3 separate regions of the Mus musculus genome follow, and all the other regions are linked to region 1. A link is a loop called in an ENCODE intact Hi-C map of the cell type or tissue named here. Cell type or tissue: heart. All regions are shown on one strand.

The links. A loop is a pair of places that touch in the nucleus more often than their neighbours do. Peaks named below come from ENCODE experiments on the same cell type or tissue, not always from the same donor. Only the 100,000 strongest peaks of a DNase experiment are listed, where the experiment ranks them.
Region 2: it touches region 1 in a loop (2.5-fold over the local background); 2 of 42 quality-filtered maps call a loop at or near these places.
Region 3: a loop joins it to region 1, with 2.3 times the contacts of the local background. A loop is called at or near these places in 2 of 42 quality-filtered maps.

The regions. Positions count from the first base shown.
Region 1 is chr16:8,731,310-8,739,309 of GRCm38, forward strand. It overlaps Usp7 (ubiquitin specific peptidase 7), which reads right to left and starts at 7,033. Exons shown (of 31, transcript NM_001003918.2): 1 at 6,895-7,033. The coding sequence starts at 6,976. In heart, a CTCF peak has its summit at 4,847; DNase peaks (open chromatin) are centred at 4,922, 6,702, 6,892 and 7,722; H3K4me3 peaks cover 3,588 bases; H3K27ac peaks cover 2,719 bases.
Region 2 is chr16:8,639,971-8,647,970 of GRCm38, forward strand. Pmm2 (phosphomannomutase 2) reads left to right here. Exons shown (of 9, transcript NM_016881.3): 2 at 2,768-2,879; 3 at 5,399-5,475; 4 at 6,203-6,294. Among named protein-coding and RNA genes, the nearest start is that of Tmem186, 6.3 kb to the left of the region's middle. In heart, a CTCF peak has its summit at 4,058 (motif pointing right); no DNase peak of the experiment used is centred here.
Region 3 is chr16:8,682,876-8,690,875 of GRCm38, forward strand. Gm5767 (predicted gene 5767) reads left to right here. Exons shown (of 4, transcript NM_001324517.1): 2 at 5-106; 3 at 384-528; 4 at 883-1,030. The coding sequence ends at 997. It overlaps Usp7 (ubiquitin specific peptidase 7), which reads right to left. Exons shown (of 31, transcript NM_001003918.2): 31 at 5,847-8,000. The coding sequence ends at 7,905. Among named protein-coding and RNA genes, the nearest start is that of Gm5767, 6.1 kb to the left of the region's middle. In heart, a CTCF peak has its summit at 3,409; DNase peaks (open chromatin) are centred at 3,436, 4,076 and 7,578; H3K27ac peaks cover 1,372 bases.

The DNA of each region.
Region 1 (8,000 bases):
TTTTCATTTTAAAACAGAAACTGCTGGGGTCAATTAAGAGTTTTCAAATGTAACTTATTCCCCAAAGTGATATTGATGAAACACACTTGCGACCCAGGCAGTGGCCCACAGCCAATTTCTAGAGGGTTGTTAGATGGTAGAGTTGTTCTGCCTACATGTGGCAGAGAAGTACCATGTGCTTCTTTGTGGTGCCTCCTTAACCTTTTCTGAAGGTGCCATGGGCCGGTGGCACACGCCTTTAATCCCAGCACTCAGGAGGCAGAGGCCAGCCTGGTCTACAAAGTGAGTTCCAGGACAGCCAGGGCTACACAGAGAAAGAAACCCTGTCTGTGTCAATTCACCACCCAAATCCCTGTGGCTACATCTCGGGTGTAACTACGCCACAGGAGAAACCACCCTGCACATGTGATTCAGCACCGTGGAAGCAACAGTCAGTTCATCAGGAACAGACCCTCCCAGGGAGCATATTCTGGGGCTGATGCCTAGCCTACAGTTCTGCTTGCCCAGCCGAGAATGTCAAGGATCCTTACTTAGCACTGGTATGGGATCAGAACGAAGGACCAGGTTTTACTAGTCAGCAGCAAGCCTAAAAACCACACACAACTCTCCTCCGTAAATTTCCATTCTCAGTCACCCAAAAGAATGAAGGCCCACCCATCAGCTTGAAACTAGGACACCACACCCGCTGGCTCCCAGGTTCCAAACACCAATAGATCTGAAGCACCTGTGAGTTGATAGCATGAGTTTGACAGGACATCTGGGCCTCTACCAACAACTCTGTCTCAGCAGTGACCTCCACCCTCACCTCAGGGGTTGAGCAAGAAATAAGAATTCCATTCAGAAAACACAGGAAAAGTGGGTGGGCTGGGTACACAGTCCCATCTCTGATAACAGACACCTTGCTGCCTACCTTTCCTTCTAGTGCAAGCACTCTTGTTCCCAGGATAGGGCTTCTCCTGGTCATCCCTCTTCTCGTCCTGTTTGGGTAATTGCTAGTCTATTCTGAGTATCCATCACCTTGTGTACTATACCTTGCAGTATACTGCCCTAAGAAACTCTGTAAACGACTTTGCAGTAAGAAGCTTCAATTCGGGGGCTGGTGAGATGGCTCAGTGGGTAAGGGCACCCGACTGCTCTTCCGAAGGTCTGAAGTTCAAATCCCAGCAACCACATGGTGGCTCACAACCACCCGTAATGAGATCTGGTGCCCTCTTCTGGTGTATCTGAAGACAACTACAGTGTACTTACATATAATAAATAAATAAATCTTTAAAAAAAAAAAAAAAAAAAGAAGCTTCAATTCCCAACCTCTGCCATAGGTCTGCTTCTGGCTAACAATGTCATCTATCTAACTCCCTGCTGGCCATGCATATACAGCCAACACACGATGCCTGAAAACCTTCCTTCTTCCAACTTTCTCAAGTCCAAATTGGTTCCGAGCAAGTATGAAGCAGGTGAAATTCACCACCGGCCACTGTGAAAACACACACACCTGCTGCCCAGGATTCCACTTGAGGAATGAGCAGCAATTCCCTGGCTCAGTATTATTACTCTTCTAAAAAACTACAAACAATAACAAAAGGAAACTTAAAGAGACATCAAGGGCAGGAGCGATGGCTCAGCAGTTAGGAGCACCAAATGCTCTTCTGAAGGTCCTGAGTTCAAATCCCAGCAACCACATGGTGGCTCACAACCATCCCTAATGAGATCTGATGCCCTCTTCTGGGGTGTCTGAAGACAGCTACAGTGTACTTACATAAAATAAATAAATCTTTAAAAGAAAGAGACAGAGCCATCAAAAGCCTTCAGCAGACCTTATAGGTGGTCTAGAGAAGGGAGGTGCTGAAGGCGCAGAAAAGGCTTTTTTCCCTATACACAGCAATGACAACAAGGTCAGCAGCTATCACAACTGCTTATGGCTCTTCCACCCTCTTTCATAATGAGTGTCCTGCCAGGTACCAGCTTTCTGCACTTCTGCCCAGACTAAGTTCCTTAAAAACTGTAGTTCCAGGGCTGGTGAGACAGCTCAGTGGTTAAGAGCACCTGCTCTTCCAAACGTCCTTGAGTTCAAATCCCAGCAACCACATGGTGGCTCCCAACTATCAGTAAAGAGATCTGAGCCCTCTTCTGGAGGGTCTGAAGACAGCTACAGTGTTCACATATAATTAATAAATGTATAAATCTTAAGAAAAAAACAAAAAACAAAAAACTTATCTCGCAAAATCCAGAGGCACCTGAAATGGTCATTTTCCAAGCCAGGTCTGCAAAGGGCTGGATGAAGGCAGGTACAGCAAAGGATCCACTGGTTCCTTTCCAGGGCCTTACCTCAGATGACCTGCCAAGCTCTTTAGGAACACGACATGCAAATGGCTTGAGGTCTTGCTTGGTGTTTTATGGGAGACCAAATGGAAATTTCAATACTTGGCCCATAACTACTCAGAACTTGTGATTCTTCTGCCTCTGCCTCCCAAGTGCTAGACAGGACAACAGGTGCCACCTGCCCAGCTATGATTGGTGTTATTATGAGTCACTTCCCTTCCTTTTCATAGGGCAGGTCTAACAGTCCCATAGGTAGACAGCTTGGCAGTAACAGACCATAAGGAGAGCTATTCCAGGCGGGCAGTGGTGGCACACACCTTCAATCCTAGCGCCTTCCAGGTGCTGAGTTCGAGGCCAGCCTGGTCTACAGAGTGAGTTCCAGGATAGCCAGGGCTATATAGAGAAACCCTGTCTTGAAAAACCAGAGAGGAGAGAGAGAGAGAGAGAGAGAGAGAGAGAGAGACAGACAGAGACAGAGACAGAGACAAAGAAAGAAAGAGAACAAACACACACTACAGCCAAAGTCCCAACAAGGGTCCCACTTAAGATAGTGCCTGGAAAACCTGATAGGAGAATGTGGGTGGGAACCCAGCAAGAACATAGTCTCCCTCCTAAGTCTAGAGGTCTGGTGAGACCTGTCTTCCCCGCCACCGCCACCGCCACCCAGTAGTATTCAGTCACTAGGAGTAACACTACAATAAAGCAGCTGTGTGTTGGTGCAAAGCGGGTGATCCCAGCACCCAGGCGTGCAGGATCCTCAAGCCCAGACTGCACTCCAATTGGAGCCTGCCTCAAGGCAGTACCAATGACCTCCTGAACAAGGGTTTCCAGGCACCAGGAAGACACAGTCCTGCCATACATTTAGTTTTCTATTGCATATCCCTATTACAGGACATCAATACCGGGATTAGTTGGTCATTAATCGAGAGTCCAAGCACTTGGGAGGTAGAGGCAGAAAGAGCAGAAGCTTACTCGAGACCAGTCTCAGCTGCAGAAAACCTGGCTCAAAAACAGGTATAGGGAAATCTGGGGGTGTAACTCAGTCAAACTGTGTGGCTTGCAGGAAAACCTGGGGTTGGTCCCCAACACTACATAAAGACTATGACTGACCCAGTGAGGGTGCAGGAGTAACTACACCTAAACTGATGCTGTTACCTCCTACTCTCATTCTGCCAATGTATAATTACAAGCAGGCTTTTCTGCGTGCCTTGTTTCCTCACCTCAGCTCCAAGTCAGCCCACACTTAGCGCACATCGATGGCTCTATCTTGTGCCTGTCCTTGACAAGCCTGGTGGCACTGATTTCAGCACAGCCTTGGCCGATTTGCATGACCTCTTTTTCATAGGATGTAGAAACTGAGGCATCAATGGCTTAAACAGGCAGAGGTCACACAGCAACTAAACACAAATTCTCAGTAAACCTCTAGCCTCTTCTGCCATAGGACTACCCAACTGTGAACTAACCTAATGACCTGCCTAGTTTCCTAGTTCCACAGGAAAAACAGAAGTAAGGGTAAGGGTGCACTTTCTCCCCTATCGGTGTTCTTATCCCTGGACTGTGGGCAGAAAGGCTGAGAAGACAGACTGGGAGCATCACGGGCTGAAAAGAGCAACTCTGCAGCAAGCAGACCCGATTGTTTGGCATCAAAGGGACACATTTCTGGGCCAGGGCTGATTCCACTGGGCTCTCTGAGGTGATGCTCACAGCAAGAATTCTTCCACTGGGACTGGAGAAATGGCTCAGAAGGATAAGAATGCTGGCTGCTCTTCTGGAAGAGCTGGGTTCAATTCCCAGCACCTACATGGATGGCTCACAACTGTCCAGTTCCAAGGGATCTGGAACTCTCACACAGACATACATACAGGCAAAACACCAATGCGTATAAAATAAAAATAAGTAAAACAAAAAAAAATATTTCTTCCACAAACCAAAGCCTACCTAAGCTGCAGTGGTCACACATTTGCTCCTGACAGCAAGTCTGTCCACTTACTCAGCTCTCAAATACTACATTCTGAAAGAAACAGTGCTCGAGTGCAGAAGTGTCACCCAGAGAACAGCACATTCTCCTGTTAGGGAGATTACTGTGAGCCACAAGCAAAGCACACAGCAAAGCTTGTGTGTCTTTAATAGAACCTACAGATATGTAAGCCACCTATATGTAAGCCACCTCTTCAGATAATGGGCCAGTGAAGCTAGACAATAAATGAACTGCCAAATAAATTCACCCCCAGTCAGATATACTCTGCCTCTACCTCCCAGCAAGAAGCAAGACAAGTTGCTTTCCCGGCCTTACAGACAGCAGGCTGTGGTTACACCACCAGTAAACAGACCCTCATTTTCTCTCTCCCCATATTTTTCCCTTCCTAATTTTCCTCAGCACTCCTAAGAACTTAAAATAACCAATTCTCTAGTGGATGTATGAGCACTGTGTGGTCACTCAAGAACAAATGTAACTCTGACAGAGTGAGGCAGGACCGCATACTAGCATACTAGCCCTGACTACCGATAGGAGGGGAAATTACAACCAACAGAACCAGTCTCCCAGCTTCCCTCTCCATCGAAACCACCCTGCCCTAGAGGGAAGGCAGACAGGATACGCCTCACAAAGCCTTCCTTCCCAAGCTGGTCATAGCTCTGACCCCCTCCAGCTGCTGGCTCTACCAAACCCAAGTAAATAATGGTGCTAGCCATTAGCTCCGGTCTAGATCCCATTTGCAGCCCGGCTTGTGAGACCTACCGAAGTTGTTAACTCTAAATTCGGCTATTCTGGACTTTGGAAGAAGTTATCAACCCTTCCTGATCCTAATTGACAACAGCACAGTACCCTATTTGCGGAGTGCAAAGCTAAAATAAGACTGTCTAACGTGCACTCCCACACCAAAGCACTATACTAGCTCACATGGCCACAGCCCTGAAAGACTGCATTTTCTACAGAATTAGCGCAAGAATAGAAAACTGAAAGCCACAACACCCATTAAACACTAAAACTCAAATACTAACTTTGATAGAAAATGAAAGTTTCACGAGAAAACTCTGGGAAGCAAGCATGAAGCCCAGGATATCATGGGTAAAAAAACCTGTGAAGATCTTCCACCACCCTAATCTCGTCAAAACTTTGGACATAGACATTTTTCCAGATACAGTCTGTATCAGAAATATGCCCCCCCCCAGCGCTGTCCAATCTTATTCTCACAAAGCCCTAGAGGAGCAGTGAGGAAGACTTGAAAGGAAAACGGATGTTCACGTTCCGAGCAACTCTCCACTTTAGACGTGCATGAAATTATAGCATAAAAGGAGTACACTAATCTCCCAAAGGTGAGTTCCATCAGCTATTTGGTTTAATCGCACTTGCCAGACACTCTGAAATTACTGATTTGCTGAGGCCAAGAGAAACAGCCTAGTCCTTGGCATGAACTTCAGCTTCCCCCTTCCCCCGGCCCCCTAGGGCCTTTTTCCCTCTGCTGCATGGTCAGACAATTGTTTGATTCCCACTGATCACCATCAAGTTATTCACAGGGGGGGTCAAGAGTCAGTATTCCTAGCCTAGAGCATGCTACATCATACACAACAAATACAGTTTTACCCCAACTTCCTAGGAACCTTCATTCATTTATGAAAGCCACTATCACTTGCTGAACGGTCCATTCATTGCCCCTCACTGGGATTCCTGCCTGTCTGACCCCTTTAGGGCAGGTAACCGCGCATACTGCCTTCACTTAAAGTACCAAGTCAAAAGAAAAGAAAATGACCAACCCAGCATGAGATCCCGAAGCCAGAGTCCCTCCACTGCGCTTTCACAGCAAACCTTGATAGCGAAGCTCTACAAACAGTATAAAATCCAGTACCAAGATAAATTCCTGCGGCTCCGGTAGAAAACATAGTTACCTCCAGAACTTAATCTGCTTCTGCAGTAGGCCAGCCATGTGCGGCGGAACTCCATAGTTTCAAGCACACTTTTTAGCCGGACGTGGACGGCACCACCTACAGCCAGGTACCCAAACTCCTCCACAAGCCCAGGTAACTTATAAACTAGGCGAACCTGAGTACTTTCCCAGCAAGTCCAAAGGCTGAGGGCAGCTGCGCGCCTTGCAGGTGTCTCCGCAATTAAGCGCGACGCCCGGCAGAGCGCTCGGAAGTTATTGGGGGGAGGCTCTCCGGGGGCGCGTTCAGAAGCAGGTGCAGGGGAACCTGCGCACCCGCTCCCATACCCACCCCAAGAGCTCAGGGGCCGGGGAGCAGGCCCAACCAGCCTGGCCAGAGCCACACACCCCGGAAAGAGGACGGTCCCCGGGGCCCGCCTCCCAACCTGGGTACCCGGAGCCAACACACCTCGATCCTAATTTACGACTCCGGCGCTTTGTGCCCAGCAGCCCGTGCGCTGCACAATGCGTGAACTCGGGGGTCCGGGGCCACCCCCCGCCGGGCCGCATGACTGTGCAGCCCCGGCCCGGCAAAAGCGCCGGGCCGAGCGGGGCCGAGCGGCAGCCCGGCCTGGTTAAAGATGGCGAGGCCCTCGCGTGGCTCCCGCGGCCGCCCGGACCACAATGAAAGCGCCGGCCCCGCTGCGGGCCTCACCTTCCATCTCCATGTCCTCGGGCTCGCTCAGCTGCTGCTCGCCCGCTTTCTGCTGCTGCTGCTGCTGCTGTTGGTGGTTCATGTCGGCCGCGGCCTGGGCCTCGCCTGCGGCCGGAGGCCCGGGCTGCGGGCCCGGCGGGCGGGCGGCTGCTAGCAGAGGCGGCGGCGGCGGCGGCGGCGGGGCGGCCTCCTCCTCTTCCTACCCGCGCGTCGTCGGCGGCGGCGGCCCCGGGGCGGCCCGCGGCGGGCGGCGGCGGCGGCGGCGGCGGCAGGGAGACGCGCACGTACTTGCTCGCGATTCGCCCAATCTCGGCGCCGAGGCGGGCGGGCGGCGGCGGGCCGAGCCGGGCGGCCTCCTCGCTCGCTGCGGCCGCCGCTGCCGCCGCCGCCGCCGCCGCCGCAGGGCCCGCCTCCCGCCGCCGGGGCCGGGGCTGCGGGGCCGCGGGCCGGCCGGGGGCGGAGGGCGGCCGGGCGGGGGCCGCGTAGTCAGCCCCGCCTCGGACCGGGCGCGGAAGGCTGGAGGCCGGGCGGGCCGCGGCGAGCCTGCGGGCCCGGGTGTGGGCTGCGGCGGCGACCGCTGAGGCTGCGCGGGCGGGTGACCGGCTGGCCGCGCTCGGGGCGCTGAGGCCTCCGCCTCCTCGGCGTCGTCGTCGGGGCTCCGGCAGCGGACGCGGCGCCCGGCGGCTCGGCTCGGCTCAGCTCGCTCTCAAAATGGCGGCGGCGTGAAATGTCACATCCGCATGGGGGGCGAGAGCGGAGCGAACGAGACGAGGGCGGGCGGCGGGCGGAGCGGGAGGCGGAGCGGGAGGCGGAGCAGGGAGCGGCCCGCCCGCCGCCACCGAGGAGCACCCACCCCGCGCGCCGGCCGCCCGCCCGCCAGCCCTGCTGGAGCGGGGCGCCGGGGTCTCCTCTGTGAGGCAGCGGAGCGCAGCCCAGGGCCGCGGGGCTCCGGCTGAGGGTAGGGGTGCTCGCGGGAACTGGGCTGGACAAGGAGCCCAAGGCGCGGCGCCGTTTTACGGCCCGTAACCGGCCCCGGGATTCTCACCCGGGCAAATACGTGGGAAACTTAACTCTTTTGCACCCTAGATCCAATAAGGCAAAGTGTA
Region 2 (8,000 bases), 91 kb before region 1:
AATCTGGAAGAGGAAGAACAGGTTATCTTTTATTGTGGTTGTTGTAACAGGATATGGCCTCTGTAGGCTCCACGTGATTAGCACGGACCCAGAGGTTTGCACATTTCCCTGTTTGTATAGAAGTCTGTCTTCCTGGGTGCTTTCTTCCCTACCCCGTAACTTGAGATAAGATTCAGAACAAAAGAAGACAAATGGATTCAGGCCCTAACAGCTTCATGAATCATTTTCCAACTGTGGCATCCTGGAAAATCTCACAGAGATCATTGACAAAAATAATGAACAGAGAAGCCCAGTCCCTGTCACTGTGTGTTTGCTCTTGTTGAGTGACTTTAAACCAGGGTCACTGAGCTACTTCACCCCTTTCCTCTCAGCATGAAGGTCAAGGGTACCGCCCTTCAATGCTCAGAGTCACATCTCACTAGTATTCTATTACCATAGTGCAGAGTTGGCATACTCTTCTGTACAAGGCAGAAGCGCGCGCGCACACACACACACGCACACACACACACACATTTATTTGTTGGTTGTGGAGATCGAGCCCAACAGCTTGAACAAGCTAGGAAAGCACTCCTGCTAAGCTAGCCCCCAGGCCCAGAGAGTCAGTATGTTGAGGTTTGCAGGCCACATAGTCTCTGTCACAGCTATTTAACTCTCTGTGGGACAGAAGCCACAGGAACACCGACATAGAGCGTCAGTGTTCTGCTCCAGTAATACTTAGTTATTGGTCTAATGGCACACAGGTCTGTTTGATGCCTCCTGGAATCCACAGCTGTTGCCACCTCTGAAATACCTTCCATAATTCTTTTTCTTTCACCTCAATTCCATTTTTCAGGTGTTAACCTGCTTATTATATTGTTTTATAATTCTCAGGATTGGTTGTCTGTTTCACTTTTGAAATCAGCTGGTAAGCATGAGCATCAAAGGTATTTTCACAACCTCTTCACTTTGGCGATATTTAAGCTGAGAAAAAAGCTACAGAAAGAGCTCAGGTGGGCACAGAGCTAAGGAAATTGTCCTGTGAATTGAGAGGATACAGCAGGATGTGTCACGTTGGCTGACCACAGTGCCATGTGGCTCATCAGCGTGCAAAGCTTGAGTTGCCCTTCTGCTGAAGGTGGGACTGCTTTGCTGTGGTTAGAATTCCATTTCTTTAATTTTGTAGTCTTCCCTATCAACCATTCTGATGTAGCAAACCACTTGGGGATTAATTCAGTGGCCCAAAGAGACAACTAGCAAAGTTCTAGTTCTTTTTTAGTAAGTCAGTATTTCTCTGTCAAAAGTTGAGAGGAAAGCCAAGTATGGTGTTGCATACATTTAATCCCAGCACTTGGGAGGCAGAGGCAGGTGGATCTCTATGAGTTCAAAGCAAACCTGGTCTATAAAGTGAGTTTTAGGACAATCAGAGCTGTTACACAGAGAAACCTTGTCTCAAAAACAAACAAACAAACAAACAAGAAGTTGGGGAAATGTGGCTGGGGCTGCATCTCAGTGGTGGGGTGTTTGCCTAGAATGCAGAAGGCTGCACTGACTCCTCAGCACCCATAAAACCAAATCAACAAAAAGTATAAAAGATGCATCCTAAGGCCCTGCTGTAGGCTTACCTCCTGCAGCAGTGAAACACCTAACCAAAAGGTAACTTGGGGAGAAAAGGGTTTATTTTGCTAACAGTTCCATATCTCTGTTCCTTATCAAAAGCAGTGAGGGTAGGAATGTGGAGGCAGGAACTGATACAGAAGCCCTAGACGGTTGCTGCTTACTAGCGTGCTCCACGCTTTGCCTGCTTTCTTATAGAACCTACAACCACCAACCCAGGGACGGCCCCACCCACAAAGAACTGGGCCCTCTCCCGTCAATCACTAATTAAGAAAATGCTCTACAGGCTGGCCCACAGCCCGATCTTATGCATGCATTTTCTCAGTTGAGATTTCTTCCTCTCAGATGACTGGCTGTGGTTTGTGCCTAGTTGACATAAATCTAGCCAGCACAGACCCCTAGTTGTTTGTTTGTCTGTTAAAAGACATTTTTAGGAAATCCAAGTAGCCTTGAATTCCTGATCTTCCTGCTCCCATTTCCCAAACACTGGTATTGCAGGCTTGTGACACCTTTAAAAAACAAACGATTATGGGGCTGGAGAGATGGTGCTGTGGTTAAAAGCACTGGCTGCTCTTCCAGAGGACCCAGCATCCACAAAGTAGCTACAACCATATGTAACTCTGGTTCCAGATGATCTGGTGCCCACTTCTGCCCTCAGGCAACTGCATGCATGTGGTATACAGACATATATTCAAAGAAAACCAACAAAAAAGAATAAGCTAAATCTATGTATAAAAAGGTCACCACAACACAGAATAAAAAAAGCAAGTCATAACCCAGGACAGAATAGCTCCATAACCATACATTATCTGCTCCTGTGGGGACAGAGGGATAACAGACTGACAGGTACCTGGAACAAAGGAGCGTGGTACTGCTACCCCCAAGATGGGGGTGTTCTTTAGCCAGGAGTTCAAGGTTAGCCCAGGCAGTATAACACAACCCAAACTCAAAAGAAAACGAACACACAAGAAAGTGGGGAAAGGGGAAAAAAAAACAAAAAAGGTTAATAGCCCCAAATAATAACTAAATATTTAAATTTTTCTACAGGCCTAGTAATACCGCTGGGCTTGTGTGAGGCAAATTAGCTTGCTGATTCAGGGTAGGCTGGATTAGTTTGCAGTTTTCATTTGATTATGTGACTCAAAATCTTCCTGTTTTCCTTCCTGATATGTAGAAAATTACAGAAGAAATGGATGGCTTTCTACAAAAATTGAGGCAGAAGACCAAAATTGGAGTGGTAGGTGGGTCAGATTTTGAGAAACTGCAAGAGCAACTGGGAAATGATGGTAAGTGCTGACTGTACTCCGGCCCACGACTAATGCTGAGGATACTGAGACCTGCCACCATCACCCATGGAGCACACTTTCTGCCTTCTCTGGGAAAACATTTTCTTTGCCCTTATTTGGCCTTTGCTTTAGTCATATAAAAGTAAGTTCTGTGATCTCTGACAGACCCTTCCCTCAGGTGTACAGATAGACTCTCCCTGCCGTGTGTGCATGCCTGTGTCTGTGCTTGCGGAACCTTGTCACTTCTCTGTCACTTCAGCCCAGGCCCCACCTCCTGGCTGTCACCCCCCCCACACACACACTCAGATAAGGAGATACCTCTGGTCTCAGTACATTGTCCCTGTTGCTCTGACCCGGTGTATTCCAGGGTTCCCTAGTCATGAGAGGCACTAGATTCCCCTAGCACCAGTCTTCACACACAGGACTGGCAAGCTAGAGAACCTTTGAGATAGGGTGTAATTCTGTAGCCCAGGCTGGGCTCAAACTCATCTCCTGTCTCCACTTCCCGGGTGCTGGAGTGACAGGCATTAGCTGGAGAGTCTTCTGGCCTCTTTCTTGGAGATGGTGAAACAGTGGGTCTCTAGGACCTGGATATCATGTTTTCGCAAGTGTCCCCTCCCAAAATTCTGGTGCCTGACCTGCTGGTAGAGAGAGCACTGTCTTAAAGACTAAACTTAAGTCTATGTTGCAGACTGTTATTTATCTCTGTTTTCCCAGGGTCTCTGGGGTAGCTAGTCTGTGAGAAGCAGTGAGCAGAGAGATTGACAAACAGAGTTCTTCACTACCTGTTGTAGTGTGGAATGTCTGTGAACCAGGCACCTGGGCAGCTGAGACAAGGGAGTCTGGAGTTTTGAGATCAGACGGGAATACAGAGTGAAACCCTGTCTTCAGAAAGCTAAAAAGCCAAGGCTGGAGAGATGGCTTAGCAGTTAACAGCACTTGCTGCTCCTATGGAGGACCCACATGGCAGCTCACAACTATCTGTAATTCCAGTCCCATAAGGTGCACACACATACATGCAGATAAACCACTCATACACATAGAATACATTTTTTTTTTCCTTTAAAAACTGACATGAGGTTAAAACAGACAGAAACCTCACTGTTGTCCCAGAGTCAGGTTAGTACTAAGGACATATTAGACAGGATAGTTCACTGTAGCAGGCTTCAGGCCATCTCTTGCCTCTCCACTAGGTGCCAGTAGAGTGCACACACACACATACTCAGCCAGTGTAACAGCCCAGGCTGTCTCCAGACATTGCCAGGTGTGTCCTGGGGATCACATTGCCATGGTTGGGACTCAGCATGTCTTATCTGAAAGTGCAAGTCTGTGGGTCAGATCACTGGAAGTCGTCTCTGCATCTGCAGGACACATGCCACTTCATCTTCCTCGGAGGTACTCACTTTAGAAACACTCACAGCAACATTAAGAGGCATATTCAGCCCAAGAAATCCTGTCACAGAGGTGTTTGCCATCCCTGGCTCCAGTGCTGTAGTTAAGAACATGCTCTGAGAGGTTTTCTGTCACTGTAGCAGAACTGTGCTTCAGGGAGGATAACAAGAGTTAACATTCACCTGGAAGCCAGTTGAGAGCTCACCTGGCATCATCCATCAGGGCTAGTGGACACGCCTGTAACCTTAGCACTCTGGGGACTTGCTGTGGGCCTGAGGACGCGCTAGACTGTGTAATGAGATCCAGGCCAGCATGGGCTTCATGAGGGCCTGTCTCAAAAACAAACAAGCAGGCACCGGAGCACGTGCCTTTAGTCCAGCACTGGGGAAGCAGTAGCAGGCAGATCTTTTGTGGGTTATATGCTAGTCTTCCAGTCGAAATGAGTGTAAGAATCATCTTTTAAAACAGTATTTAAATTTTTATTTTTTTATAAAAAAAATATTTTGGGGTCTGGGAGATTGCTCAGTGGGTAAAAGCAATTAACAGCACAAGTTCAGTACTCAGAACCCGCACAGGAGAGAACTGACCCCGCCTCCATGAACACCATGATGTGTACATGTGTTCACAAAATAATATGTGGATGTATTTGGGTTTTGTTTGTTTCTCTGTGTACCCCAGGCTGACCTCGAACTCAGAGATTCAACTGCTTTTGCCTCTTGAGTGCTGGGATTAAAGGCACGCCCCACCATGGCCTAGCCAAAAATAATAAATATTTAAAAAACAAAAACAAAAAACAAATGGAGCCTAGCAGTTCTGCTCTGGCAAGCCTGAGAGCAGAGTGTGGTTGTGTCCTTTCCACTTTGTTCCTGGTGCTAATTCATGGCAGTTGGAAGCAGGCATGGGCCAGCATCTTACCTTACAGGCTGGAGGCAGGGTCCACCCGCAGCTCATTTGTCATCCCTCAGGCTTACAGCCAAAGCTGCTGTGGCAGTCCCCAGCCTCTGGACGAGAAGGGCTGCCAAGGTCTTAGGTGCTTAGCCAGGTCCTTGGTGGTGGGTGTTGAGGAAGGAAGAGAAAGGCAGGTTTCTATTCAACGCACCCTCAGCTTTATCTTGTTTTGGTTGTAGTGGTTGAGAAATACGATTATGTGTTTCCAGAGAATGGCTTGGTAGCGTACAAAGATGGGAAGCTATTGTGTAAGCAGGTAAGTTTTTACAAATGCAGCCCATTCTGGATGACTGCTACTGCGCCATAAGTAAGCCAGCCCTCCTGGGACAGCCAGGCATCTTAGGTACCTGGGCTAGAAAGTGAGTTCAAGACCAACCTGGGCAGCTTAATGAGAGTCCCGTTTATAAAGAATAAAGTAAACAGACCAGAGAAGAGCACACTGTGTGAGATAAGGATGGATTGCCTCTGGGCAGGAGGGAGGGAATCTTCACAGTGTGTTCTTTGTTAAATTTGAATTTTGCCTGTGCAGCTGTGGCTTGTTCCAGATAGTGACTGCATCTTTATAATGGCCTTTTAAAGCTGCTGGAGTCCAGCGTGCCTATTACAATAGCCAAAGCTAGAGCAGGCCACTCACCCAGGCAGGGGCTGTGAAAGAGAAGCTGTACTTAGCACTAAGAGCCGCCGCACTGAGCTCTCTGGCCCTTCCGAGGAGCTGTGAAAGAGGCCCAGGTTCCGAGGAGCTGTGAAAGAGGTCCAGGTTCCTGAGTGCTGAAGCTGAGACGGCCTCTGACGGAGGCACAGTGTTTTACCTAATGTTTCTCACCAGCAGAAAAGAGAACGAGGGGAAAGGACATCCGGGTGTGTCATTGTCCCTGCTAGGTCAGCCGGTGCCTTCTGCAGTGTTAGCAGGATAGCTGCATGTGCCATGAGCCGTTTGAAAGTACTTCCTGTTGTATCAAATAACTCATGCTTTGTTTGCCTAGAATATTCAAGGGCATCTGGGGGAGGATGTGATCCAAGACCTGATCAACTACTGTCTGAGCTACATTGCAAACATTAAACTCCCTAAGAAAAGGTGAGTTCACCCTTCACAGAGAGGCTCTTCTAGAATACTGAGCAGTGGACTCATAGGTGGAGAGTGGTAGTGAAAGCTGTCGAATGCTAGCTGTGCACACGCACATATGCATTACATACGTTACATGCACAACTTACATACACACACATACATTGGTTTTGGTTTTTTGGGGTTGTTTGTTTGTTTGTTTGTTTGTTTTGAGACAGGGTTTCTCTGTGTAGCCCTGGCTGTCCTGGAGTTCACTCTGTAGACCAGGCTGGCCTCGAACTCAGAAATTCGTCTGCCTCTGCCTCCCAAGTGTTGGGATTAAAGGCGTGCGCCACCACTGCCCGGCTACATACACATTTGTAAAAGACACATACACACATAATTTTTTAAAAGCATCGGAAGCTTGCAGTTTGAAAGTGTAAAGCTGGATGAATACAGAAGCAAGTGTGTTTGCTTGTGGTGCTTGAAGTCCACGCTACAGGGCTGGCGGGTGAGGAAGAGGAAAGGCTGGCTGTGCAAGCGTGGAAAGCTCAGTGCACATCCCCAGGCCTCGCATAGAAAGTTAGCCTTGGTCCCATGTACACTGCACTCTAAGCACTGTGGAGGACGGAGTCAGGACCACTGGGGCTCACAGGCCCTCCATAAAGCCAGGGTCATCCGAAGACCTTGTCTCAAGGGACTAAAGCAGAGACTGGCAGAGCAGGACACCCCAAAACAAACTGTCCTCTGACCTACATACATGCTTATCCTACCCGTTCTTCACAATATATATGTATTTATTATTATTATTATTATTATTATTATTATTATTATTATTATTATTTTAGATCTAAAACTAAAGACATAATTTTTTAAGAAGTATCTAGCCATCTTCCCTGGAATAACTGAAACATGTTGGTCAGCTCCATTTCCTGTGATCATGACAGGCCTGAATGAGCAGTCTGCCTCTGAATACATCAGGTTTCCTGAGCCATTAGTGAGACTGCATGGAGCATATCTCAGAGCCTGTCAGTGTCCTCTCTTCATGACATCAGTCTGTTCAAGAGCTCACTAGCAAACCAGATGCCCCAGGAGCAGATTTGATTCTCTAAAGAGCAAGTGCCTTTGAGCTGGGCTCCTTTCCAGCCCTTGTTACCATTAGATGCTCCTACAGCAGGTGTGGCAGAAACGGTGAGGCACGTGCAGTGATTAGTAACACACCCAGGTTCCCTAGTATGTATGTGTCTGTGTGTGTGTGTGTATACACACACACACACACACACACACACACACACACACACACATACCATCATCTTAGCAAATAGTCGATGTTAAATGTTATGACTAGTGAGACATGGTGCCTCAAGGTGTAACCCCAGCACTTGGGAGGTAGAAGAAGGAGGACCAGGGGCTCCAGATCATCCATCACTAGCTACATGGCAAGTTCAAGGGCAGCCTAGGTTACATAAGACACTGTCTAAAAAGTGGGGTGTGGGATATTCCTCCCTACGATCCTCCCCACTCTTGGGAGTTCTTTACTACATCTCTACATGTTGCTCAAAAAAAAAAAAGAAATAGGGCTGGTGTCTTAGTTTGGATTTCTATTGCTATGAAGAGACACCATGGCCATAGCAACTCTTATAAATGACAACATTGATTGGGGCTGCCTGATAGTTCAGAGGTTTGTTCCATTGTCACCATGGTGCTGGAGAAGTAGCTGAGAGAGAGTTCTACATCTG
Region 3 (8,000 bases), 48 kb before region 1:
TCAGATGTTAGGCAGTCCAGGGAGACGCCACCTTCTTCCTACCCTCCTAGCTCAAGAGGACCAGGATCACCTGGAGTTTACCCTGTGTACAACCAAGTCCCACCAGGTAAGTAAGGAACCCGCCTCCCCTCCCTGTGTCTCATGTTCAGGCACCCAGAAGGCCAGTCACCAAGCAGACAGCACCTTCTCTGGTGAGCCTGGGCCTCACACTGCTCACCTGAGATGGTGCCATACCTAGAGTTTCTGAGATATCTTCCTTTCTCTACTGCAAACTTATTGGAGGATTTTAGTATTTGTTTCTTGAGACAGGGTTTCTCCGTGTAAACCTGGCTCCCCTGGAACTTACTCTGATCTGACCCATCTTCCCTGTTTCCATTCCCCAGGCCCGTTCACTGGCATACCTTATATGCCAACTTCGATCCCAGTGCAGGCCGTATGTCCCTACTGTGGGAACCGTATCATGACAGTGACCACCTATACCCCAGGCCTCCTCACCTGGCTGCTGTGCAGTGGCCTCTTTGTGTTTGGGTAAGTAGTGGGAACCTGCTAGAGATAGGGTGGGTTAGCCGAGTGCAGAGAGAACTGGGGACAAAGGGAGGTCCCAGACTGGGTTTGGTTTCTTCTCTCAGGGTAGTCTGCCCTCTAGCTGGGTGGCTGAAACAATGGATGGGGGTGGGGTGGACAATGCCCACCTGCAGGGCAAATGGCTCCACACAGGTCGCCATCACTGCTACTGCCAAGAAACAGAGGGCTCAGTATAGCTCTCAGCCCAGCTCTGGAGAACTGCCCCCAAAGAACTGAGACCCACGCAGAAGTGTGACGAGGGTGCAGGTCAGCACAGGGACCTACTCAGGTGAACACACACTGCTTCTGAGGCTGCAGGTGCTTCCTGGGCTGCTGTCTCATCCCCTTCTGCATACGGAGCACCATGGATGTGACCCACTCCTGCCCCATGTGCCATCACCAGATCTACTACTTCCATCGCCTGGGATTATGACTATAAACAGCAATAAAGCAACATCAGGGTGTATATGTGTGTATGAGTGCATGTGCATATATGCGTTTATATGTCCATGTATGTGTGTTCATGTATGTGTGTATATGTATGCACGTATGCATGCATGTGTATGTGTGCCCGCCCCCCATATACCCATTCATCAAGAGTATGGTAAACACCCTCCACTCTCCTCTGTTCTGTCCATGTACCATAGATGGTACCTACGTAAGCTTGGGTCACAACATGTGCTAGTTGGTATCTTCCTCAGGAGGGCTGGAGCACAAGACTCCTCTAACTGATTATAGATGCCACAGCTCCACCAGCCAAGCCACCTCTTTCCTAGCCTCTTCCTATCAGCTCCAGCTTCTGCTCCTTTGGGAAAACCTGTTAGCCACACCTCATCTGTATAATCCCCCAACCCACATCCAGGTTCACACCCGCTCCCTCAGGGACCAGTGCCCTAACCGCAGTGCCAAGAGAGCGTGGTCCTTTCCTCACCGTGGGTCTCTGCAGTCTGGGATCCTTAGCCCCGAGGGCTGCAGATGTCCTCTGGCCACCCACTAGCAGCTTTCCTCAGCCTGCTTTGTCCCCAGGCTTGCTTGAGCTTCCTTTGGCCACCTCCCTAGGCTTCTGTCCTCTCCAGCAGCCCCTCGGCCTTTTCCCCTGGATGCCCCGGGCAGCCGACAAAGCCCTTGCGTTGGCATGGAAAGATGGCCCTGTAATTAAGAGGAGTTGCCTCACAAAAGTGAGGACCAGAGCCTAGATCCCCAGAACACACACAAGTGCTGGCTGGGCGGGCAGCACACATGTAATCCCAGCCTTCCAAGTCCCAGAAAGAGGCTCCCAGAGCAAGCTTTGGCTAGTGAGACTAGCCATGTGAGCAAGCTCTGGGTTTGAGGGACCTTGCCTACATGAGTAAGATGATCCTGTACATCAACCTTGGGCCTCCACATGACTGTGCACTTATGTACATGCACACCTACACAGGTGCACCCACGTATGTGCAGACACACAGACAAATGGGGGGACCTCACCGGGTCTCGAGAGCCCTCTCCTGCAGGAGTGGGTGTATGGGGAGGGTCTCCAGTGCAGCCTGCCTTTCTATTCGCCCAGTCTCTTCCCCTCCACCTGCCCCACACTCTGCTGCGCCCTCACCAGCCTCACCTGTGGCTAACAGACAGTTAATGATGCAGTTAATATGGACAAGAATTCAATACTTCTTTGGGAGCCTGAGGTGGGGATTGCCAGCCTTAGTTACATAGTAAATGCCTGGCCCTTTAAAAAAAAAAAAGAAAGAAAAATCTGTTGCTGCTGTTGTCCAGATCCAGACCTGTCTAGGCAAGGTGCCTTGCCTGGCGTGGTGGAGGAGGTGTGATCATATTTATGGAGGCAGGAGGACCTGCCCGCTGTGCACAGCACCATTCCCTGGCTGGGATCCCGGACTGGTTAAGTGAAAAAAAAAAGAGAGCTGGGCTGCAGCACGCAGTTATCCATCTCTGCTTCCTGATTGTGGGTATCAGGTGACTTTCAAGCTGATGCCTGGGAGCTAAAATGACCCTTTCTCCCTTCCATTCTTCTTACCAGAGTAGTTTATCACAGCAACAGTTGCTGCCCTGGAACTCACAGATCATACTCTTTCAATGAGCTGACCTGGAGCCATGTGCAGTGCTTGCTACCTCCCTCCGGACCCCACCCAGGCAGCACCCTCTCTATGCACCCCAGAATAGCCCATCCCTTCAGTGCTTTTTCCAGGAAGACTCATGAGCCTGACACCCCTAAGATCTAACAGAAGTTTAGGGAGAGGCTACAAGAGAAGTTGGGGAGGGAGGAAGGGGTCCTGCTGAGTCCTCTCCTGGGGTGGACTCCTTCCCAAGGTCACGGTGCAAAGAAGCCAACAGGAAGGAAGTGGTTGTTAAAAGACCTCAAACTGGCCCGTGGGTGAGACTTCTGGGTAGGATGAGCATTAGGGGCAAGATCAGGAAGGAGGGACAGGGAAATCCAGTTTCAGAACGATTGGATTTTTGTCTTTGCAATGCTGAGAATTGAAGCAGGGGCTTCGTATGACAGGCAAGCACTCTACATCCCAAACCCTCCTTTTCATTTTGTAGCAGGGACTTCACTAAATTGCCCAGGCTGGCCTTGAGCTTACTATGTATCTCAGGCAGGCCTGGCACTCACCATCCTCTCCTGACTCAGCCTCTTGACCGCTGTTTTGACAAGTGTGAACTACCACACTGGAGCTCCATTTAATTTTGAAAAAACCAACTATATTGGTGTAGCTATCACTATATGAGTAGAAAGGGTGAAGAAACGAGTAAATTATCTGAATAAGAGAAAGGGGGACATGGGAAATGACAGGCACATGAGGTACATGGGCCACTGATCTGTGCTGGGTTCCCTGTAATACCCATACTCACCACAGGGAGGTAGCATTGCACCAGTTGACAGAGGTAGAAATCCAGGCCTAGGCGGTCTGGTGACTGAATGCATGGGCAGCCAGAAACTCAAGTCTGCCTCCCTGTATTAGTTTGATATAAAAGCTGTAGATGAGTGGGTAGTTGCATTGTGGGTGGGCTAGCAAGCATTCCAGGCTGAGATTGCTAGAAGCCTGAAAGTCGGGCGAGGCACACTGCCCAAAGCAGGCAGCTCTCCAGACCTGAGGGGTTCCCTCACCCCCAAGCCTGTCTACCACCTGCAATGGAGGGAATACTGGGAAACTGGACTTCAGAACTTCGAACCTTAGTAGCATAGAAATAGACCTGATACAAGATCACACTATCATGCCAAGTCAGCGTGGGCCTCAGACAGAAAGCAAGCCTTGGATGACCCTTCCAAGCTCACCTGAAAGCTCCCTTCCCTGTTCAGGTCCCTCTCTGTCCCCCATGCAACATGTTGGGCTTTGACTTGTATTCCTGGACAAGAGTGTCTCAGTTTTCAACTCCACAGTGCCTAGGCCGTGAGCCCCCCCTCCCCACAGACCCCAGGCTTGCCCATATCATAGAAAGTGGAAGAAACCCACAGTGCTGCAGCTGCCTGAAGGTCCTGCTTTACTCGGCATCCGTGTGAGCTTAAAAGGACGGTGCTGATTACGGTCACCCCACCCTCTGTGACAGCCTTATCACTGGAGTGGACAGGTGGGTGTGGCGTGCCATGGCTGTGCTATCAGCAGCCACCATGGCAGGCCTCTGTGCCCACTCCCAGCCTACTGCTGCCAGCCCTGCCCAGCAGGTCCACCTTGGAAATCTGCCCTGCAGCTGGTCTGGGGACAGTGAGCTAGGGCCAGGGAGAGAAGTCGGACAGCTTTAATGCGCCCTTAGCACTGTGCACGCCACTTAGCTGGAAGGCTAACACTACCCCTCAGCCTCGACGAACCTAAAGGTGCCTTCCCAACCCCCTCACCTCCTCCTACTGCAAGCCCAAGCCTGGAAAACTGAGCTAGAACATCCAAGAGCCCAGTATCCTGGTTGGCAGGAAAGGACATGTGAGCTCACCTCAGAGACCGTGAGGCCTTTTGGAGTCTGGTTTCCAAACATGTTGAAGGTACAAGCTGGGACCTGCCATCTAGCCCTGCCATTCAGCCAGACCAGGCACATAACCTAACATGGGCCAGTGACCCCTGGCAGGGAGGGACAGAGACTATCATACCCAAGTTTTGCCCTCAGAATGATCTCAAAGCAGAGGGTCCCAGCTTGCAGGTCTCATTCACAACCACCCATGTCCACCAACAGTAAAACTGAAGGACACAAGGAGATTTGGTCCTGATGGAGCTTTTTGCCTACCTGGGAAATGAAGTCCCCTGGAGCTCCTTCAAGCCAGCAGGTTGTAAGAACTGCATCTCAGCAGTCCCTAGGATCAAACTGAGTGCCAATGAGGACATTGGACTTTGGCTCTGACTATGTGCAACAGATTAAAGTGACTGTCCCTTCCCTTAGGAACTGAGCCCCATTCCTGGTGCTTGGCCACAGGCAGCCAGAAGTTGAAGTAGAGAGTGGACACAAGGCACTCTGCCATGGGGGCAGCTACTGTCTGATAGCACAGGGTTGGGACAGGGACAACATGCTGAGGGCCCCACACATGAAGACAGCCCCAATTCCTACAAAAGCACCTGACCTCTGTCCCTCATCAGCTTCCACAGACATCCATTCCAGGAAGGGCTGTACCTATTCCCCATGTGGCACAACCAGACTTGGGTTTTACTCTGAGAGAGGGTTTGTACTATGTAGCCCAGACTAGTCTCATCGGTGGCTGGGATCACCACCCTGCCAGGCTTCATCAATGTAACTGCACATTTACCCTAACAAACAGCTGGAAAGCAATATGGTATTCCTCCTTGCCAGATGTGCTTGGTCACAGGGACAGTTGGCTCAATCAAGGCTCTGCTAAAGGGGGAATGGCCTCAGAGGAGCCACAGGGAGTTTTAGTGTTGAAGAAAACCACAGAGGCCAATGACCCATGGTTTTCAAGCTTGGGTCTCAGGCATCCCAGACCCTGATGCGTAGCCAGGAATGGCTTTGAACTCATCACCCTGTTTCCACTTTGGTATGCACAACCATTCCAGCTTCATGCCCTGAGCAGAATCACATAGCCACCAAGGCTGCAAGCCCTCACTGAAGTCACACTCCCCCTACATCAACACCCACGTCACAGAGCAAAGGGACCCGACGGCATCCTCAGGGGATTCAGTGAGCAGGCTGGAAGACAACCGTTTCTCACATTTTAGTAATACTTAAATTTAGAAGTAGAAATCTGCTTCTACCTCCACCTAAATCAGGTAAATGAACTCTGTATTTTGGGAGCTGGTAAGGAATGGAGAAATGAATGCGGCACACAAGAAACACTACAAGAAGTTATTTGAAAAATAGTCATTTAATATTTAAGGGAGAATAAAAATTGTGGGTATCTAAGTCTGAGCAACCCCAACAAACCCTGAAACAGGAACACCTTGGGGTTCAAAGGCCAACATTGGGTGAGCAGTCCTCATTGTCTTGCCTGTTACTACCTGTAACTTCTCATTTACAGGCCAAAGGGCCCAGCAGGATCGAGGCCCACCTGGCCCCCCACGATGTGCTGCTTTCCCCACTCATCTGGATACAATAAGTTATCAGAAGGCACACAATTCATAGTGCAACAGAGAAAGGAAGTCGGGTTACAGACTGGCTCAGAACCAGGAGGCCCGAGGTAACCCACAGCACACCAGTGGCCTCCCCCAGACGCCTCATGCAGAGGCCCTACACTTCCTCAGTCTGAATACAGACTCCAAGGAATTCCACCTGAGGATGCTTGCATTTTCTTTAGATACTGGGGATGAAGCCCAGGGCCTTGCACATACTAGACAAGTTCTGTGGCGCCAGCTACATTCCAACTTCTTGTCAGGGTCTGTCTGCGTAGCACAGGCTGACTTGCCGCTCCTCCCCCAGCCTCCTAACTGCCACCACACCTTACAAACCCTTACCCCTCAAGCTCCAAATGGGAAGCCAGGAGCCGAGCTCACACCTTTAAACCCAACACTTGGGAAGCGGAGGCAGGTGGACCTCTGTGCGTTCAAGATCAGCCTGGTCTACACAGCAAGCTTCAGGCCTGTAGGGCAAAACCATGTCTCAAAAAGAAAATAAAAACTGCCACCCAAAGGAAAAGGCCAGGTGAGAAAGCATGTGGCGGCTGAAAGCCTGGCTCAACGCAAAGCTCCCAGGGGAGCAGTCACCCTCGGCTTCCACAGCAGTCATCGGATTATAATTTTTATAGAAAATTTTATTCAACATACAACATTTTCCAGCAAAAAGGCAATATACAGGAGAATTGGTGTACACTGCTGCTACAGAAACAAACAGAAGTACTGGGGGTGGGAAAGAAGTGTGGCTTGCTCCTTCTATCTGCACTCCAAACTAGACACGCAGCTGGCATTAGCTCCAACAAAAAGGGAAACAAGGAGAAGACTCAAATAAAGCTACGCAGAGTGTCCAAGTCGGCCAGGGTCACTCGCACTCACCCAATAGAAAACGGCCTCCTCCCAGGGCAAATTGTACAGGTTTCATTCATTAAATATACAATTTCATTTTCCATTTTTCCTTTTTTATTTTATCTTTTTTACAAAGTCAACAGCGTACTAACCATTAGCGAGCATGCGCCCTTGCTAAAAGGCTCTCTCCTTTGTCGCTCGTCCACTCTGTCCTCACAGAAGCCTAGAGTGACTTTTCACCTGCTCAGATCATTACATTTGCCAATGGGCAACAGAGTAAACCTTAATTGTATCTGACAATGTTCTCAGTGTATAAAAGACCCCTAACTGCCAGGACCGCACTCAGTGCATCCACTTCCACTTCGTGAACAGGCTGCTACAGTACTAGCTGACAAAGAGAGACGGTTATTAAAAAGCCTCCAGGCAGCTGAGGAGAGGAGCCCCAGGAAGGGCCAGCATCGGACATGGTGAGGAGAACACTATTGACTAGGGCTGTTTTCTCTGGTTTGCCTTTACAGATGCACACAGATCACTGAAAGTCTAACTGAAGGAAGAAATTGGACGAGCCTACTCATCAGCCTGACTAGCTGCAGGGCTGGTGGCAGGACCTGGGCAGGTGGCCAGGCTGCCTGCGCCAACCAGGGACTTCTGCCAGGGACTCACCCCCTAGGAACCTCTTCTCCCATGCTGCGGATGGCTGCCTTGCATTGTGGTTACCATAAAAGAACTCTCATTGGCATCCAAGCTTTATAAAAACACCTTCATTTTGCTCAAAAAGGGCAGTCAATAGATACAGAGAAGCCAAACTGAACAGCCTCAACAAAATAAAACATCAGCAGCAAATCCTCTTGCTGGAGACTTCGGGGAGAGTGCACGTGCACCAGAGGTCTACGGCTGTTAAAAAGGGCACACACCCACGCACTGTCCCTCGCCTTGGACACGGGAAGGAAGTCAGTTGTGGATTTTAATTGCCTTTTCTAGGTAAGTGTAGCGACTCCTCTTTGGGGCTTTGTTGAAGTGGTCAAGCCCTAGCCAAGGCCGAGGATG